Regions from separate parts of the Mus musculus genome. Here region 2 is linked to region 1. A link is a loop called in an ENCODE intact Hi-C map of the cell type or tissue named here. Cell type or tissue: gastrocnemius. All regions are shown on one strand. Links, peaks and the distances in the headings refer to the core of each region. The heading gives the core; the rest is flanking DNA. Region 1 holds the start of Gm29461 (predicted gene 29461). Region 2 overlaps Pam (peptidylglycine alpha-amidating monooxygenase).

What was found. A loop is a pair of places that touch in the nucleus more often than their neighbours do. Peaks named below come from ENCODE experiments on the same cell type or tissue, not always from the same donor. Only the 100,000 strongest peaks of a DNase experiment are listed, where the experiment ranks them.
Region 2: it touches region 1 in a loop (8-fold over the local background); 6 of 42 quality-filtered maps call a loop at or near these places.

Annotation. Positions count from the first base shown.
Region 1 is chr1:98,172,142-98,177,532 of GRCm38, reverse strand. It overlaps Gm29461 (predicted gene 29461), which reads right to left and starts at 3,885. Exons shown (of 4, transcript NR_151613.1): 1 at 3,794-3,885; 2 at 2,367-2,458. In gastrocnemius, for the core only: no CTCF peak of the experiment used is centred there; no DNase peak of the experiment used is centred there.
Region 2 is chr1:97,967,578-97,972,968 of GRCm38, reverse strand. All of the region lies in intron 3 of Pam (peptidylglycine alpha-amidating monooxygenase), which reads left to right. Among named protein-coding and RNA genes, the nearest start is that of Gm31771, 59 kb to the right of the region's middle. In gastrocnemius, for the core only: no CTCF peak of the experiment used is centred there; no DNase peak of the experiment used is centred there.

The sequences.
Region 1 (5,391 bases), core at 284-5,283:
AAACTACTAATTTGAAAGTAAAAAGGCATAGGAGGGGTTGATATGGATGAAGGATGGGGAAGGGGAATGTGGTGTTATTCTATTTTAATTTAAGATTTATTTTAAAAGAAAAAGTACTCCTAAAATTCTTTCTATGTCTAGGAGTTGACATACATGATGGTTTCTATATGCTTGGGGCTGACTTACAAGTTCAGAGGTTTAGTCCATTATCATCAAGGCAGAAACATAGCAGTATCCAGGCAGGTGTGATACAGGTAGAGCTGAGAGTTGTACATCTTCATTTGAAGGCTTCTAGCAGAGTACTGGCTTCCAAGCAGCAAGGACTAGAGAATTTAATCCCACACCCATAGTGACACACCTACTCCAACAAGGCCACACCTCCTGATAGTGCCACTTCCTGGCCCAAGCATATATAAACCATCACAATATACAACATGTATGTATGTATGTATGTATGTATGTATCTATCTATCTATCTATCTATCTATCTATCTATCTACATATGAGTATAATTCCACAGTTATTGACATACTTATCTTCAATTGCCAACTTGACACAAACCTAGAGTCACCTCGAAAAAGGGAACGTCACCCGAAGAATTGTCCATCTAAGATTGGCCTGCCACCAAATCAGTGAGGCATTCTCTTAATTGCTAATTGACAACAGAGAAGGCCGCAGTCTACTGTGAGTAGTGCTTCCCCTAGCAGGAAGCCTGGGCCATATACAACAGGAAGTAGAATAAGTCAGAGGGAGAACGCAAGTAAGCAACCTTCCTTCTTGGTTACTTTAAATCTTTTTCTTTGAGTTTCTTCCTTGGGTTCTCTTGACCATAGCATCTAACCTGTAAGCTGAAATAAACCCCTTTCCTCTCCGAGTTGCTTTTGGTCATGGTGTTTATCACAGCAACAGGAAGCAGACTATAATGCTTAGTGTGGATATGGTAAATATCGAACAAGTCTGTAGTATTCTTCTGGCTACTAAAAAAGAATATAATTTAATCAGCTTCCACACTGGAACTATACCTTATAGCTTTACTGACATATAGAAATAACCACACAGTGTTTCTATTTATAGTTTCGTGTTGCACAGATTATCGTAACAGAGGGAAAATAAGCATATCCATGTAGTCATACACACAGCTTTGACCTTACACATAGAAGTGTTTGCTTTTTCTCCACTTAGAAATATTCAAATGTTTATTATGTGGGAAGAAGTGAGTTTCACTCCAGATGATGATGCAGGAAAAAAAATAATGAATTTGAGAAACACAGAGAGAAAAAATGGAATATGAGAAAGAGGGAAAGAAAAATAATAAAAAGAAAACACCAAGAAACAAATGACAGCAGATATAATGCTTGCCATGCCCGACAGGAGCAGGATTGGTGCTACATTTTTAGATAAGAGTTTGTGCATCTGATGATGAACATTCAGTGTCAACTTGACCAGGCTTAAAGATGCCAGGTTATCTGGTAAAACTAAGTATCTGCATATATCTCTGAGGGTATTCCAGACAGATAATCAGCATTTGAGTTGGTAGACTGAGTTACAGAGTTCACACTAACCAGTGTGGATAAGGTGTCATCTAATTCCTAGAGGCCAAAATTAGAGAAAACGGTGAAGGTCCCCTTCCCTGCTTAAACTAGAGTATCTGCCATTCCTTGCTGTGGGCATCCATGCTCCTGGTTCTCAGTACCCAAATTCAGTCCCCATTTTCTCCTCTTGGTCTAAGGTATGAAGTTGGAACTGAAACTATATTGTTGGTTTTTCTGGCCCCCTTTCAGCAGATATAATATGTAGCCTTCAGAATCTAGAAGTAAATTCATAATGAATATCCTCATATATATTTCTATATACCCTATTGATTTTGTTTCTTTGGAACACTCCAATACACATAATCTATGTCTGCTGACATCAGGCCATCTTAGTCTCTGGAACATGAGCAAGCTCTTGTGCTGGGATTAAGGAAAATTATTTCCTTTCAAGACTTGATTTCAGCCTGCAGTGAATTTTTATGACCAAGTTATTAACCCCTGAAAAATGGGATTTATAATGGAAATACTGATAGGTTCTTAATGGTAACTGTGCTGGCAGGCATCTATATATTAACCTTAATAGTGTCAATTTGTGAAACTAAAGTGATTGAAAACCTACTCACTTTGACTTCAGTAATCCCTGCGTCACTAGTTTTCAATATTACCTTCATTGGGATGATTTTTTTCTAGGCCTTTTAAAAGACTACTATCCTATATTTATGAGTAAGAGAGCTACAATACTATAGGGTTTTGCAAATATCACAGGGTTGGAACAGCATATTTATTTCCAAATGGCCTAAGATTCTGTGGTACTCTTCTATTTAGGAAATTTACCTGCATAAAAATTGTGGGTTTCCCAGCCATGAAGTCTTTAGCCGGAGGCCTTTCTCTTTTGCCTTTCATCTCTCCAGAGGCTCATTGAACAGCTGAAGGAGATAACAATGTGATTTCATGAACAGTGACCAAAAGGAAATATATGTATCCCTAACTTGGGTGGATAAGCTGACTCTTCACGCTGTCAGTAAAACTGCGTCTGGATGCCAGATTCTCACTGGATTGATCTCATTATATAACTCACTGCCTGCAACTGTATTCTGTTATGGCCTCTTTTATGCAGCCTGACAGCCTATATACAGATGTATCAGTAAATACATTCAGCCGATGCTTAAACAAACTGTTCCCTATCATCATGTTTATCAGGATAAATGTGTTGCCAGACATATTCTTCCGGAATTGATATTAGCAGAGCACAGCAAACGTCATCTCTCCTTCCTCAAGGGGCTCTTCTGATACCCTCATTCTGGCGTTTTAAAACACTGCACATGGTTGAATGGCTCCAGATGCGTTCTCTAACAGAACTTACAGAAACACGGAAACAGCTTCATCCCGTCAAGAATTATATTGTTTCAAGGCTATTCTGGCACAGAATAGAAAATTTGAAGGAATTTTGCCCCAAACCAATTGTGACATACAGCGTAACCAGAAAAATGAGGTCAGTGATTAGAGAAAATTTAGAAACCTCATACTAAAAAAGCTGGGGAAGTCATGGAAATCTTTTCTCATTGGGTGTGTTTCTCATGAACTACCAGAACAAAGCCGGGTGAACAGCTCAAGAATTCTGATCTGGTTCTTTTCAAAGACAGTGTATACAAAAACTAGCAATAGCATCCTGATGTGTGGCGTATGTGTACAAACCTTCCCTAAAATAGTATCCCAGGCAGAATATGCATGAATAACATTTTCCTTTACCCTTCATGAGCCAATAAAAAACAATGCAAATATTTTAAGTATCCACCCACCTTTCCATTTTCCATCACTGAAAAGCTAGCTTACCCTTTGCATTCAAGCCTCAAGCTGTGGCTGACAGCTATAAGCCCATTATATTTCAACAGCCATCTGGCAGCAGAGATTCAATCCACTGCTTCAATCACAGTGGCCTGGCTTCTCTAGCTCTGGGAATTACACTAAAGTGCATGATTTATAATGGCGTCACTGTCAAATTATTGTTGTTTAGTTCATCGAGACAAATTTTTAAACCCATGGGAGTAAATATGTCCTAAAGGGTATTATTTTAAAAGTATTTGAACAGCCATGTTTGCTCTGCAGCCTCGAATTAGTTTTATTCATAATACTAGGTTTTCTAAATATGAGGTAACAGAATAATTACCAATAAGCCAAATTCTTAATGTGCAAAAGGCCAAATTCAAACATTTTGTAGGGAAATGTAGTTTGGAATAAGAACAAGTTGCTCGAACACTCACCTTTTGTTTCATCACTTCAAATGATTGCATCTCACTCATTTGTCCTACTGTGGGGGTTGGACAAATCCTGCTTACTGGTTGCTCCTCATGGCTTGTTCAAGCTGCTTTCTTTCAGAGTCCCGGACCACCAACCCAAGGGTGGCACCACTCACAATAGGCTGATCCCTCCTCTATCAATCATTAATTAAGAAAATGTCCTGCAGGTCTGCTTATCTGAACTTATGAAGCATTTTCTTAATTGAAGTTCTCTCCTCTCAGATGGCTTTAGCTTGTGTCAAGTTGACACAAAACTATCCAGCAGGGTTCCCTTTGCCCTTTAAGAAGGAAATGAGGATGCTGACTATGAGATATGAGCATAAATTGATCCACTTCACCTTTTCCACTTTCTCTTCAAGAATAGATTCTCTCTTGTCTCCCCACGTGACTTTAAGTAGGTTTTCTAGGGGTTTTTTTCTTTTCTAATATTTTTTATTAGGTATTTTCCTCATTTACATGTCCAATGCTATCCAAAAAGTCCCCCATCCCCTCCCCCCCACTCCCCTACCCACCCGCTTTCACCTTTTGGCCCTGGCATTCCCCTGTACTGAGGCATATACAGTTTGGGTTCCAAGGTTTTCTTAGGCCTTACTGAGAACGATACAGAAACATTTCAGATTTGGGATTTTTATTCCACCTCAGGAAAAATCCCCTAGCAAAGCCTAGGACGTCTACATTCACATGAGTCAGATCTCTAGTCCTGGTGGGGAAACAATACCAACTAACCCCCACCCCCACCCCAGAGACTAAGCCACCAACCAAGGAATACACATGGCTCCAGCTACATAGGTAAGAGGATGGCCTTGTCAGGCATCAATGGGAGGAGAGGTACTTGGTCCTATGAAGGCTCTATAGATGCCCCAGTGTAGGGGAATCGAGGGTGGGGAGGTGGGAGTGGGTGGGTGGGTGTAGGAACACCCTCATAGAAGCAGGAGGAGGGAGAATGGGATAGGGGGTTTCCGGGAAGGGGGAACCAGGAAAGGGGATAACATTTGAAATGTAAATAAAGAAAATATCCAATATAAATAAATAAATAAATAAATAAATATCAAATGAGTAATAAAGTAAAGAAAAAAAACATGATAAATATGAACAGACATTTTCAACAATGACATTAAACAGTGATTAAACATAAAAAAATCACACACTAGTTGAGGCAAAAGTAACAATTTATTTTATTTAGTTGTAAAACTGGAATCTTATCATTGGGCCATGGTGTTGTAGAAACAAATCCCACCTATAGATAAGAAAGGGTTGGGAGCATAATACCAGGCTATCAAAGGATAAACCCTTTCCATTCTCCATGATTCTCTCTTCGATTTTCCTTAGCTCTTCTACAATTCACCTCTTCTATATAATAGTTAGCTGTGAGCTGGGATACTCATGAGGGTTCTTAGGTCAGTCTGTGTCCTGACGGCCTTGTCTGTCATGGTCTCACCTCTGTGTCACATCCGTCACATCTGGTAAAGCCCAACTGCTTTCTGCTCTGTGGCCTCCTTTGGTGCCCACTCTCGTTCTTGGTTTTTGCCTTCACTCTCTAGCTTTGTCTCTTATGTACAATG
Region 2 (5,391 bases), core at 88-5,087, 200 kb after region 1:
TTTACATTTTCAATGCTATCTCAAAGGTAAGAGCACACTTTTTACATCAAGGAAGGGCAAGAAGAAAGGGAAATGTGAAGCTGGTAAGTACGTTGAGATTTCCTATTGGCTGTGGCTCAACAAGTGAAACAGAATTCATGCAAAGTCACAATGGAGAAGCAAGACGGTGGTGTCAATAGCCCAGAGAGGTCCAAGAAATACATCATTCAGTCTAGACGTTAGGAAGTACTGCTTCTGTTTTGGAAATAATGTGTGGGGCAGAGATAAGACTGACAGAACTCTCTTGCTTGAGAAATAAGACTGTAGGCTAGGATAGGAAGGTAAGCAGATTATAATAGAGGAGGAGGAGACATTAGGCATAATTCACATAGTAGGACATCCAACTGATTGCACAGATGGAGTATAATCCTAGATTATTATTTTGCTAAAACACACCCTGTTGCGTCAGGCCTCTGCATTGAGGTTCTTCCCAATATGAATGCCTGTTAAAAATTACTCCATTAAACCTGAACCAGTTTGTTTAGGAAAAGTAACAGGGACTCTATTACAATATCATTTTTAATTTTTATTTTATTTATAATAGTATGTGTATGAGAGAGGGAAAAGATGAGAGGGAGGAGGAAAATAAGAAAAGAGAGGAGAGGAGAGAAGGAGGAGAGGAAGAGACAGAAGGTGAGGTGAGGAAAGGAGAGGAGAGGAGAGGAGAGGAGAGGAGAGGAGAGGAGAGGAGAGGAGAGGAGAGGAGAGGAGAGGGAGAGCAGAGGAGGGGTGAATGTGTGTGGAAGTCAAAGGTCAACTTTCAGGAATTGATGTTTCTTTCCACTGTAGAATCTGGCAGTAAAACTCATCGTCAAGGTTGTAAGGCAAGCACCTTTCACCCGCTGTGCCACCTCACCAACCTCCAGTATACGGTTTCATTTGTTTGTCTCAGCCTTTAATGTACCTCATATAATCAAAACAAAACTCTTCAAGTAGATTCCCAGGAATTACATGTCCAGTAATTGCTTTGTGTCTGCCTGGTACTGTATTCAGTCCTCAATAACGAATAGCAAAACCAAGAAACAAAAAAACAAACAGGCAAACAAACAAAACTAGAGGACAAACTAAGGAGAGTGGAGAGCCTGAAAAATATCTTCCCTGGGATAGAGCAGCAATGGTCAGTCCTGAAAACAAAGGAACATTACACGGGGTAAGCGGATTGAATTTATATACTTAGGAACACACACACACACACACTCATACACTAAAATTAATGTACATTTTTAAGAGAAGGCTATAGAATTGTAATTTTCCTTTTTTAAAAATTGAATCTTTTGCCACAGTGATTGATCGGCAAACATCTGTGCAGTAGAAGACGAACTTGTGACTGTCAATTTTCTCAGTCAGATTCGGGTTCTTTACGATGTTCTGTTCCTCTTAAGCATTTTTTCAGAGAGAGAACATATTTTTGAGTGTTTGAGTGTTTACTGTAGACTACTATTATTGTATACTTTATAACCGTTGTCTCATTAAATAACATAAAAATCCTACTCAAGGTCCTATTTTTTGCATAAGAAGTTGAATCCAAGAGAGATTAAAATAACCTGACCACAGCCAAATGTCCAGTAAATAGAACCCAACTTCAGATTCATATTAACTTGAATCTGAAACGAATGTTTATTTTATAATTCTGTTCTACAAATCTGTTAACGGTTGATGTAAGGAGAAATTTAGCTATTATCAATGGTACAACTTACAAAAAGACAAAGTAGCCATGTACCTCATACACCGAGGTCTAACGGCCAATCATATACAATGACTAATTCACAGTAACAGAGAATGTTGCTGTTTATTTTATGTAAGTATGCATATTTAATTATACATACTTATAAAAATATGTATAATTATTTTTGTTAAACAAAATACAGATTGCTGAGTCCATCCAAAATCACCAAATATGCTCTTCTTAAACACTTCCATGCAAGAAGAAAGGCTGTTGGTCTGAATTCCTTCAGTCACTTCTCATCCCCTAATTGTTAAAAGACACATTAAGAAGCAAGTTTACCCTATTTTATCCCAAATTTTCCACCAATCCTATCTAAATATAAAGCATAGTTCAGCAAACTATTTCTTAACATGTCAGATAGTAAATGCTGTCCCTTATGTGGTATACAGCCTCTTGACCATTGTACTTAGGAAGCAGCTATAGAGAACATGGAAAGGAAGGCTTGGCTGTATTCCGATATGGAGTTCTATCTGTGAAAACAGCCAGTCAGCTCATGGACTGCAATTTCTCTGTCTCTGATCAAAACAACTGCATCTGTCATTTAGGCTAATAAATTGATTTAACCTCTGGTGTCTCATGAACCTTGTCTGACTTACAGAACAGGAAGAATACAAATATCAGTGCAGGGTTCGCAGTGCCTTAATCTGTTTTTCTTCGTATTCAGTATTTTTATATTTAAATGATCCTGTGTGCCTGAGTTCTTTTATGTGGAACATTGCATTTCCTGCTTCAACCATCTCAGTAAGTAGTGATCCCTGCTATATAATTTTTCCAGGTAAAACACACTAGCATCTTTATCACCATGACATTCTCGCTCGTGGCTCATAAGCAGTATGCCAGTACATTCTGTTGGTGTCGTCAGCAAACACAGCAGCATCCAGACCTCCTCACCACGGCCATCTCTCCCATCCCTATGGAGAATCATGTGTTCTTTCTGCACTATTATGATAACATTTCTAACTGGCCTCTTTTGTACCTATACATCCCTAGAGTATGCTCCACACAACAGCCATGAGGATCTTATTAAAGCAGAAGTCAGGCCATGTCACCCTTCTCAACACTTCAAATGTTGCCAACACCACTGAGACTTAAACCAAGTCCTTTAAAGTGACCTCCACAACCCTTCATCTTTCCTGATACCTTTCCCATTCTTGTCTCTTACCTCTCATGCTTCCGTGATAAGTCATGTCAGAGGTAAACAAAACTGACTGCCATAAAGCTGGGCTGCACACTTGGAACTGTGATAACTGTTGCAGCAGGATATAAAATCCTGTGTGAACTGCACGCAACTGCAATTTCTGCTGAAGTGATTGAGCACTGTAAAGGGGGAGTTAGGTAGCAAAAGCATGAAGGAAACAACTGGGACTCGGGGACGTCAGGAAATCAAGAAGTTACAAGGGTTAGTCAGGACAGATGAGATTAGGCCAGAAGAGTCTGCTTGCTGGCAATGGCCGAAGTTGTTATTCTGTCCACTTCCAGGGTCTGGGAGCCAGAGGCTTTATTTTCTCAGGTGTGGCTAGCGTAGACAGCAAATTTGTTTCCCCAACCAGAATTTTCCTAAGCAAGCACTTTGAGGAGGTTCCCAGTTCATCTTAGCAATGCAGGGTCAAGCTGTGAAACAGTCAGCCTTTATTCAGGTCTTTGTAGATGAAGATTAAGCCTAGCCAAGAAGGCTTGAAAGAGCCTAGCTTGGACTGGGTCAAGGATGTTCTATTAGCTGTGGTAGGCACAGGACTAGCTGCAGCATCTTAGGTGAGATACTTCTGCTGTTTCCTTTGTATAATGGGACCAACAATTTCTGATAGGATTGAAGATAAATCCTTTAATATGGATAAAGCTCAGTGAATGTTATAGTAGGGAATATAGAGTCCTGTACTGTGAGCCTGCAGGATTGTTGAGATGAACAACGAGGACCATCTAAAGCATCAAGAGCATGGTTACAATGCCTCATTAGTCAGGAGCATCACAGGCAAAATTTTCTGGAATGCGTTGTAGAAGGTTAGAGTCTACATCTTTCTGACATTTTCCTGAGGACAATATCTATGGAGATGGACAGTAAAAGTTGAAAAATGCGGTAAGAAAAGATCATTGAAAACAAATATTTAGCATGTCTATAAATATCTAGAAATAAGATTATGAGCAAATGAATGATCAGAAGTGTACACTTCGTCATTTCATCTTTTTAAAAACTCTACTAATAATTAAAAGGTCAATGTATTTGGTAACAAAACAGTTATATACTTCAAGGACCAAAGCATCCTTTCAGATATATAAAATAAGTATTCATGGTAAAGTTGATTGAAACAGGATTGGGAGGTTGTACATGAGTGCTAGGGAGATGGAGTCATCAGTAGATAAGGCTTGTCAAAAACTCAACGTGAGGATCTGAGTCCAAATCACCAGTACCCACAGAAAAGGCTGGGGGTGTGGCTCAGTGGATGCAAGTGCATTCTGCATGAGTGTGAGGCTCTTAGTCTAGATCCTAACAAAGTATAAAAAGGCACATATGGCTGCCACTTGCTCAGAATCCAATGCTGTGGAGTACAGAGGCAGAGGATTGCCAGGGCTTGCTAGCTGCCACCCTAACTCCAGGGTCAATTAGAGAGCCTGCCTTAAAAGAATCGGAGTAATAGCGTAGAGCCTCTGACACGTGCGTGTCCCCTGCAAGTGTGTACTTACACACATACATCGGTATGAAGTGTGGCTCTGCCCTAATTAAGCCAGTTTAACACAAAACCCTGATACACACATGTGTGTTTAACTAGATGTCTTTCACATCTGTATGGTTATGCATGCTTAGCCAGACAACTTAGATGTAGGAAGAAGTACCCAAGGTTCTAAGCCTTTGAATGGTGGACCTGGATGGCAGCAGGTTTTTTTTTTTAATTATGTTTTATGATTAAAAACATCATCTATTATTTTAATACTAACTGTTTAATTGATTTAAAAAGTAACAAAATAAACAATCTCCCCAATGGAAACAGTGTTCTGATATAAACCTCTAATGTTTAGAAACCTCTACAGGGGCTTTTCCACACAATGCCTCTAATTGATAAATGTTTAATTCCTATTCCTCTGGTTTGCAGCGCTGCCATTAAGGGATGCTGGTTGATTAAGGGATTTAGGAAATTTGGTACATGTTTAGAAGCAAATAGCAGCAGATTTGTAGGGAGCGGGCATTTATCTATCATGGTCAGTCCAAAGATATTTATGGAAGGCATCCGTGCATTTGTTTCCACATTAGCAAGTGATCCTCCCTGCATGTATTAGGCACCAGGAAGATCTGTTGTTTCTCTTAGTTTCACGTAGACTGAATTAATATTTCACTAACCCTATTCAAGAAAAGCCTTTGGAACCGTTCTGTATGGATTCTTTGAAAAAAAAAGAAAAGTACAGAGTACGCTCTTTCAAGGCCAGGATAGCTCTTCACATGCAATACATTGTGCTTGGTTTAATAGGAGACAAATCGGATATGTACATTGCAGGGATAATTGCCCCCATCCAGCAAACCTCAGAGCACTGTTGGAGAGCAGTGTATATAACATTTCTACTGTACTGTGTCTCACTCCCACCTTCAGCTAATCTGGTATTAAAGGAAAACATTTACCATGGCAACATGGTTTTAC